Linked DNA regions of Homo sapiens: region 2 is linked to region 1. A link is an interaction called in ENCODE POLR2A ChIA-PET data of the cell type or tissue named here. Cell type or tissue: HepG2. All regions are shown on one strand.

Evidence for each region. Peaks named below come from ENCODE experiments on the same cell type or tissue, not always from the same donor. Only the 100,000 strongest peaks of a DNase experiment are listed, where the experiment ranks them.
Region 2: POLR2A ChIA-PET joins it to region 1 with 5 read pairs; 3 of 35 experiments call an interaction of 5 or more read pairs at or near these places.

Annotation. Positions count from the first base shown.
Region 1 is chr2:162,087,272-162,091,271 of GRCh38, forward strand. It overlaps the pseudogene EIF3EP2. Among named protein-coding and RNA genes, the nearest start is that of DPP4-DT, 14 kb to the left of the region's middle. In HepG2, no CTCF peak of the experiment used is centred here; a DNase peak (open chromatin) is centred at 2,120.
Region 2 is chr2:161,994,124-161,998,123 of GRCh38, forward strand. It overlaps DPP4 (dipeptidyl peptidase 4), which reads right to left. Exons shown (of 26, transcript NM_001935.4): 24 at 1,177-1,249; 25 at 838-911. Among named protein-coding and RNA genes, the nearest start is that of DPP4, 78 kb to the right of the region's middle. In HepG2, no CTCF peak of the experiment used is centred here; a DNase peak (open chromatin) is centred at 1,708.

The DNA of each region.
Region 1 (4,000 bases):
AGATTTGGTGAGAGTTACAAGTAATGCACTAGAAAATAGTGCTCCCAGGGCAACTGTAGATCCCAATTATCTTTTAGAACCTTAATCATCCTGTATCTGCACATATCTATATGTCCCATCTGATGATCATTAACATCAGCCAAAGATAAAGGCAAGTTTATAAATTGGGTGGAAAAAAGGATTGGGGGCCTGTTTTTGGCTGCATAGTTAACAGCCTTGTCTGCCCTATCATCTCCTTAAGATACACTATCAGTGTCCTTAGTGTGGGAGGGACAATGAACATTGGCCATTTTAGTAGGAAGATGAATAGCCTGTCATAAGGCAGCAAGTATATGTCCATTGGCAGTAGGCGCACCAGCATAGGTTAGCAGTCCACAGGGTGGCCAGGTTGTGCCAACAGCATGGCAGACTCTGAGAGCATATCTGGAGTCAGCGTGGATATTGGCCGTTTTTCCTTTTGCTGGTGTGCACATCCTTCACTTGTTCAGTAGTATGTGTTTATAAGATAGGGATTGGGGTCAGGGATGGAGTGGTGGGGCTGCACTGTAGTTGCCATGATTTAAGGAAAGAAGTAGCAAGGGCCAGTAGCAAGGACAAGAACAGGGCTGGAGGCAGGCCTCAAACTATACTAAAAAGAGACAGCTAATTTGCCAAGCCAGGGAACATTTACTTTTTCTTGAGGGGTGGATCACATAACCAGAAAACCATATGTAAGAGGACCTCTTAATTTTTATGTGTGCTGATTTGTGAATAACAATAATCAAGGAAAAAAGTTCATGCTTATTATTGGATTAGAGTGAAAAATATCTGTCATCCATTTCTTTTTTAAAAAATAGTGGTGAAATACACATAACACTTACCGTCTTAACCATTTTTCAGTGTAAAGTTTTTTTTAACCAGAGTAATCTAAAGCTTATAATGTAATTTTACTGAATTAAACATAGAACTTAAAATTATTCATCTAGGACTCCCCTTTTTCTTGGCAAGATGGCAGAGTATGACTTAACTACTCACATCATATCTCTTTTAAACTGGCATTTTGTTTCTGCTGCTTGAATTGCTCTTCATAAAGGAGATATAAGAGGGAAAACAATAAATACATGGGAAGTTGGGTCTTCCTAGTGACACCGCATAGTAGCTTTTGCTACAGTGTATGCAAATAATACCTTTATTCTGGTGAGATTCCTCATGCTTTGAGAGAAGAAATGACAATAGTTGTAGTCCCTCAAATAGAAAAAGAACCAATTGGAAGGATGTTTGGAGAACCAGAAATTACAAGGCAAATGCAGTCCAATGGGAATGGTCAGATACTGTTTGGCTTCTCGGCTGAAAAATATAATTTTGGGTGGAAGTATTTACATAGGTTCTGCAGGCTGTTTCTCAGGGTTTCTTTCTTTCTTTTTTTTTTTTTTTTAATTTATTCTCTACACTAACCTCCCTGACCCAAGCATTTTTCAAACTTTTTTCTCCTACTCATCCTCCATGAAATTTTAATACCACAGATATACTATATTGTATTTATGTTTATGCACTATCTGGAATATATATATATATATATATTCTGTGCTTCACTTGTAGGGAGAGTGATGCTTTTGCCCTCAATAACCAATTTTCATTCCTTGGGGGCAATATTGCCCTTATTCAGAATGCATGCTCTGGAGACACACGCACTTCCAGCATGAACGTGTCAGTGACTCAGGATCAGCTGAGTATCACTGCTCTTTTAGAGTGCTGCTTCCAGCACATGATAGAAATACCGAGTTCATTCTGGGAAAGCTCATCTCTGAAATCTTTTTTTTTTTTTTTTTTTTTGAGACGGAGTCTCACTCTGTTGCCTAGGCTGGAGTGCAGTGGTGTGATCTTGGCTGACTGCAATCTCCACCTCTCAGGTTCAAGTGATTCTTTGCCTCAGCTTCCCGAGTAGCTGGGATTACAGGCATCTGCCACCACACCCAGCTAGTTTTTGTATATTTAGTACAGATAGGGTTTCACCATGTTGACCAGGCTGGTCTCGAATTCTTGACCTTAAGTGATCTGCCTGCCCTGGCCTCCCAAAGTGCTGGGATTACAGGCATGAGCCACCATACCCAGTCTCATCTCTGAAATCTTAATGCTGAGAGACTGAATATGCAAACAGTCAGTGACCAGACTGTACCTGACAATTGGACTCTGCCCCACAACCTCTGCTGCAATCAGCCCAGAATAGTCAGGATTGTAAACTTTGCTTCTAACTCAGGACCAGAAAAAGATTTCTATCCTCCCCACACCAATCTCGTCAGATGTCCTGCTTTTAATTAGCCTACCTCCTGTTTCTTATGCCAACAGGCTTTGATCAGAGCACACCTGAAGCCTTTCCTGTTTTCTCTATAAATCTTTCCCCCTGCCCTTCCTGCCTTCGAATCTCTGCTAAGTGATGGTGACTGACTCCCTTGCTACAGTAAACCTTGAAAAAATAATCCTGTTTGTTCTCATTTGGGTGGTTTTCATTTATTTCCACAATGCGAAATGGGGATGCAGCCATGGACGATCTTACACATTTAAGACACCATTGATAATAATTGTTCCACTCCGGTGTTTTGGCAACAAACATGTCTCATTCATCGGTCTCTGTTGTTTTCAACCACCCCTACAGCTGTGTTACCATTATTTATCTCACCTTTTTCAGCCACACTATTTTAATAATTCAGATGATGTGTCTCTGCTATTTGACTACAGTAGCCATAATAGTCAAAGATGCTCGGAAATGCAGGAAGATGGTAAAAGACCTAGCCAATGTCTTTCAAAAGAAATCCTACACATAAAAACCCTGTTACTGAGCTGGTTGAAAGCTTTTACTTTGATGGGGACCAGAAAAAACACCCATGCTCCAATGTCTACTTTTTGAGGATTTCATTAGAAATATTTGTATATTTATATTTAAGACTCTCTGATATATCCACCGGAGTATTAGCATTAGTATGTTGGCAGATACACTAAAAGTGATCTCAGGAGAAGCTGAAGGATGACTCATACTTATTGAGAAGTTACTAAACCAGGAAATGTCCTGGGAATATCAATTTGAACAAATAAGGAACATCTCCAGGATTACAGTTTACAAACCAGTTTACAGTTGTTAATCCACCTGAGCTTTCTAGCCAAACAACACAAGACTAAGTCTGAGATAATTAGGCTTTACTGCCCCCAACCCCAACCCCATGTAAGCATTTTCCAGAGGAAGCTGAGGGAGGAGATTAGAATTCCTGGAGGCTAATCCACTGGGCTATGGATCTGATGTTCAGAGTGTAGTGGTCCTCCTGGCTCCATGCTGTAAGTGCCCTGTTTCCCTCCTAGGCCTTGTCACCTCTTTTTCAATGTCTCTTCTATGCCAAGAATCCCCTTCTGTAGTATTTCCTTCCAAACAGTCCCCCTCCAAAGGCCCAACCTCTTCCTCCCTTTCTCTGCTATCAAATTTCATCTATTCTAACCTATTTCATTTTTTTAAGATTCCATATATAAGTGACAGCATGCAATATATAGAGATAGAGACTAAAACAGTGGTGACCAGGTTTGGGGATGGGGAGAAAATAGGGAGATGCAGGTCAAAGGACATAAAGTAGCAAATGTAGGGTGAACAAGTTGAAAGATTTAATATACAACCTGAGGCCGCTAGTTAATACTGGTGTATTGCATTCAGGATTTTTGCTGAAGGATTAAATATAGCTGCTTTTGCCATGATGGGGACTGGTAACTATGTAAGATGAAAGGATATGTTAATTTGTTCTGCTAGAGTAACCATTTCACTATATGTATGTATCTCATAATATATTGTATACCTTTTATATACATAAAATTTATTAAGAAAGAAAACCTTCGTCTATTCTGATATACAGACTTGATGGAGGTTGATAGGATTGACATATGCATTTTATCAGGACTTTTGAGGCTGAGAAGCCCTTCCCGATTCTCAAAAGTTTTCCCAAACGTGTGCCCTGCTCCCATCTCCTTCACTGCCTTGAGCATA
Region 2 (4,000 bases), 93 kb before region 1:
TTAAAAAAAGCTTAATTAAAGTAGCATTTGTCTTTTCTTTGAATAGTAGAAAAATAAACTTCAACCTCTTATAAAACACTGACCCAAAAGATAGCCAGTTTTTCTCAGTATCAAGTAACTGTCCCACTCCTGTGCATTGGGCACCATTTGAACTGAGCACAGAGCAAATCATGTGTGTTAGAGGACACATAAATACATATACATACATGCACACATTAAAAATACGTTTTCCTTCATCTGAAAATCTCTAATGCAGAAAATGAATTTGACATAATACGTAGAAATATCCTCTGCATAGACAACAACAGCTCTAGCCATTCCTGACTTTATAAAACAATCCTAATTGTTTATCGCCTGTGGTTATTCAACAAAAGATCACCTTGTAATTGCAAAAACTGAAGCATGCTGATTATTAAGATCCCACTGTTGTTAGAATAGCTAGTAATACATACCAGACAGAAATGGATTTTCATATTTGAGCTGAGCTATTATCATGCTGGTTTCACTTTAGAATTACTCTGCCACACATTTACTGAACAAGTGATTACTTTTGAATCAAAATAGGGAGAGACTGAACAATCACATGAACAGGAGAGCAGTGTCTTGATACTCCCAGCATATGCGATATTGTGCTTCTTAACCCCAAACTCGCTAATATTATTGAGCATTACTCTGTGCATGGCTGAAGGATACCACTCTTCTGACTTCACGTTGAAAAAAAAATTTTTAATGTTTTTATTCTGTCCTGTCTGTGGCACTGCTAAAAGAATTAGCCCAGAAAGAGGAAACTAGACCCCACCAGCAACTTCCCTCCCCTTGCACAAAGTTTTTCTATACCATTGCCTGGAAATCCACTCCAACATCGACCAGGGCTTTGGAGATCTGAGCTGACTGCTGAAAGTGAACGTTATCTGCAGGGAGAGAAAGGAAACATAAAGTAGCTAATAGCCACTCCAGTTTTCTGGTACCAAGGGGTGGGAAAGGCACAAGAAGAAAGGGACTGTTTGAAGTTCTAGGACTCAGCATCCCATTTAGCCCAAGACAAGTGACTTGTGGAAAGCAACACTGTTTTATTGAAGTAAATGTAACAGTCTTGCCCCTCATGCTTTTGTTTTGTCAGTAGTGAAATTGCAAACCTGTCTGTGATACTAAAAAGTCTAATTAACTGAAACTCACCATCTGCTGTTCCATGAATAAGGAGGTACTCAACTTGTTTAAAATTTTCAGCTCTGCTCATGACTGTTGAATTCTGGAATTGGGAGAAAGAATGTCATTATTCAAAAAAGGATCTGCCATAAACTGATTTTTCACTTCAGTTTACAAAATAAAATGTTTTCAGCTGGGGCCCCCTTTGATACAAAATATAGCAAACCGATATTCAAGCAAATGCTGTCTCCATGCATGGCAGAATGCACAGCATGCCCTGTGCCTGGGAGACAGGACTGGAAGGGAGGATGCCACATCTTCCCTGAACATGCAGGAAGAGGGCACCTGCCACCCAGCCTGCATGCAAAACCCCTTGAGTCCCAGATCCCAGATTGGCTGTGTCCTATGCATTAGCACAGGGCAGAGTCTCATATTAGTAATGTATGTTCCATGGGCTTCTGCTGTAGTTCAGCCAAAAAGTGTATTGCCATGGCAACCATGTGTCACATGGTGCCATACATGCTACATTTCAAAGAGCCTGTACATAGCATTTGCAACTAAACATACTCTGCAATATGTCATGTGAACTTTGGTCCACATTGCTGAGCTCTGAATGAAAAGCAAATATTACCTCTTTGGGAACAGATGTTAAAAACCTAGGCAAATGTAACATATGGGAGGGGAAGGGGGTAAAAAAGATCAAAAGTGGCCTTAGAAAATCAGTGGGTTGCTGTTGTCTGCCTCATTCTGTCTATTAGAGGAGATACTATTTGATCAAGTCATACCCAAATTAGCCAAGAAATAGGATAAAAAAAAAAATTGGGAAGTCAGCTTTTTGAGACTGCTATGTGGCCTGAGCCAGGGCTCCTAGAATGAGGGTCAGGAGTCTTGGATGAAAAAGCCATTTGAAATCATCTAAAGCTGGTCATCTAATCTGAATTTGAGGATATTTACCAAAGTTGGGATGAAGGTAAAAATGCCATAAAATACTGTAGTGCCTTTGGGAGGGGGTGAGCTAGAGTCTACTTTGATGGTCCTGTTATGTGTTGGGCAGGAAAGGGGCAGCAGCATCTCCATGGGTTTAAAAGCAGCCAGCTCGTCCTGCAGCATCTTGGTGAATCAAATTCAACTTTATGAAAGCCAAGGTTTATATTTCACAGATATCTCTGTAGCTCATATCAGCTTATATTTTTGATGGGAACCTTGGTGGTCTGGCAGGAAGGGGATGGGGCTAAAGTAACAGTGTTTGTATTCAAGTTCCAGTTTCAATATCAGTGAGCTATGCAACTGGAGGTATGCTGCTCCTTGAGCTTTGATTTCTATAAGATTGGAATAGAGTAGTCCCCGCTTATTGGCAGTTTTGCTTTCTATGGTTTCAGTTACCTTCAGTATAGTACAATAAGATATTTTGAGAGAGAGAGACTACACTCAATTAACTTTTATTACAGTTTATCATTATAATTGTTCTATTTTATTATTAGCTATTGTTAATCTCTTATGGTGCCTAATTTATAAACTTTATCATAGGTATGTATATATGTAGAGGAAAAAAACCATAATGTATAAAAGGCCTCGGTACTATCCACAGTTTCAGGCATCCACTGGGGGTCTTGGAATGTATTCACCTTAAACAAGGGTGGGCTACTGTAACTCCTCTTACTCCATCACAATAATAGGAACTAAGAGGCATAGCAAAAGCATTTTTAGGGGGTTAAATTTCTGATGCTGATGTGAGAATTCTTTAACAGTGTTTCTGGAAAAAAGACATTTTATCTACGACTTTCAGGACAGAGCCACCCAAAATGTTTCAGTCGAATGAATGTCCCAAGGTCATCCTGGCCTAGTAGGCTTAAAACAAATGCCCTTCCTCTTCTGTGCAGGCTGGTTCCCACTTGTTCTGACCATATTCCATTTCTCACCCAAATTGAAAATTTTACTCATGAACTCTCAGAATAAAAACCTGAGTGAGACTCCTTTTATTTTTGAGAAACTTTTTTTGTCTGGTAAGATGTCTCAGATAAATACATCTAAATATAAATCCATCTGTCCATCCATCCCAACATCACCATTTATCCCTCCGTTGATTTTTTTCATCTAGTCAATCAATATTTACTTATTATGTACTCCACTAAATGATAAGATCCATAAGAAAAAAGATTTGTCTATATTATGCATTACTCTTAACATCTAATAGAGTGCAAAATATTTATCAATTAAATGAGTAAATGAAATAAATGATCAAGCACTTGCAGTGTCCACTATATTTGGTACTAGTTTTGCAGAATCAAGTGTTATCAGCTGGAGTGGGCAAAATAAAATATGCTCATTCTGAAATGTATTGAGATATATTTTGCCCACTTTCTATCCATACACCATACCATTCATGATAATAGCTAACATTCAATTGAGCATTTACTCTGTGCCTGTCGCTGTGTTAAGCATCACATATAAATAAGGGTTTATAAAAGCACTGCTATATCAAATCCTTGCAATATTTGCGTAAAATAGGTCTAGAACAATTCTCCTTTCAAGATGGAGGCACCAAGACTCAGAAGGTGAGTAACCTGCACCCGGTCACAACTACAGCAAGTGTCAGAGCTGGACAAAGTCTGACAGCAAGCCCTTTTTACTTCCTACATTGCACTGCGTCTCCACTAAAATTCCAAGCTGCTTATGATGTGATCTTCTGGCAAAGAAACAGTGTGAAATAAAATGTTAATTAACTGTCCTGGAATTTGAAGTGCATAATAATAATGGGTATCCTTTGAGATCCTCCTAAGACCCATGCCGTCTCAGACTGCACTAATCAGAAGAGAGATTGCTCTGCACAGCCCTGGGTGATTTGGGAGGCATA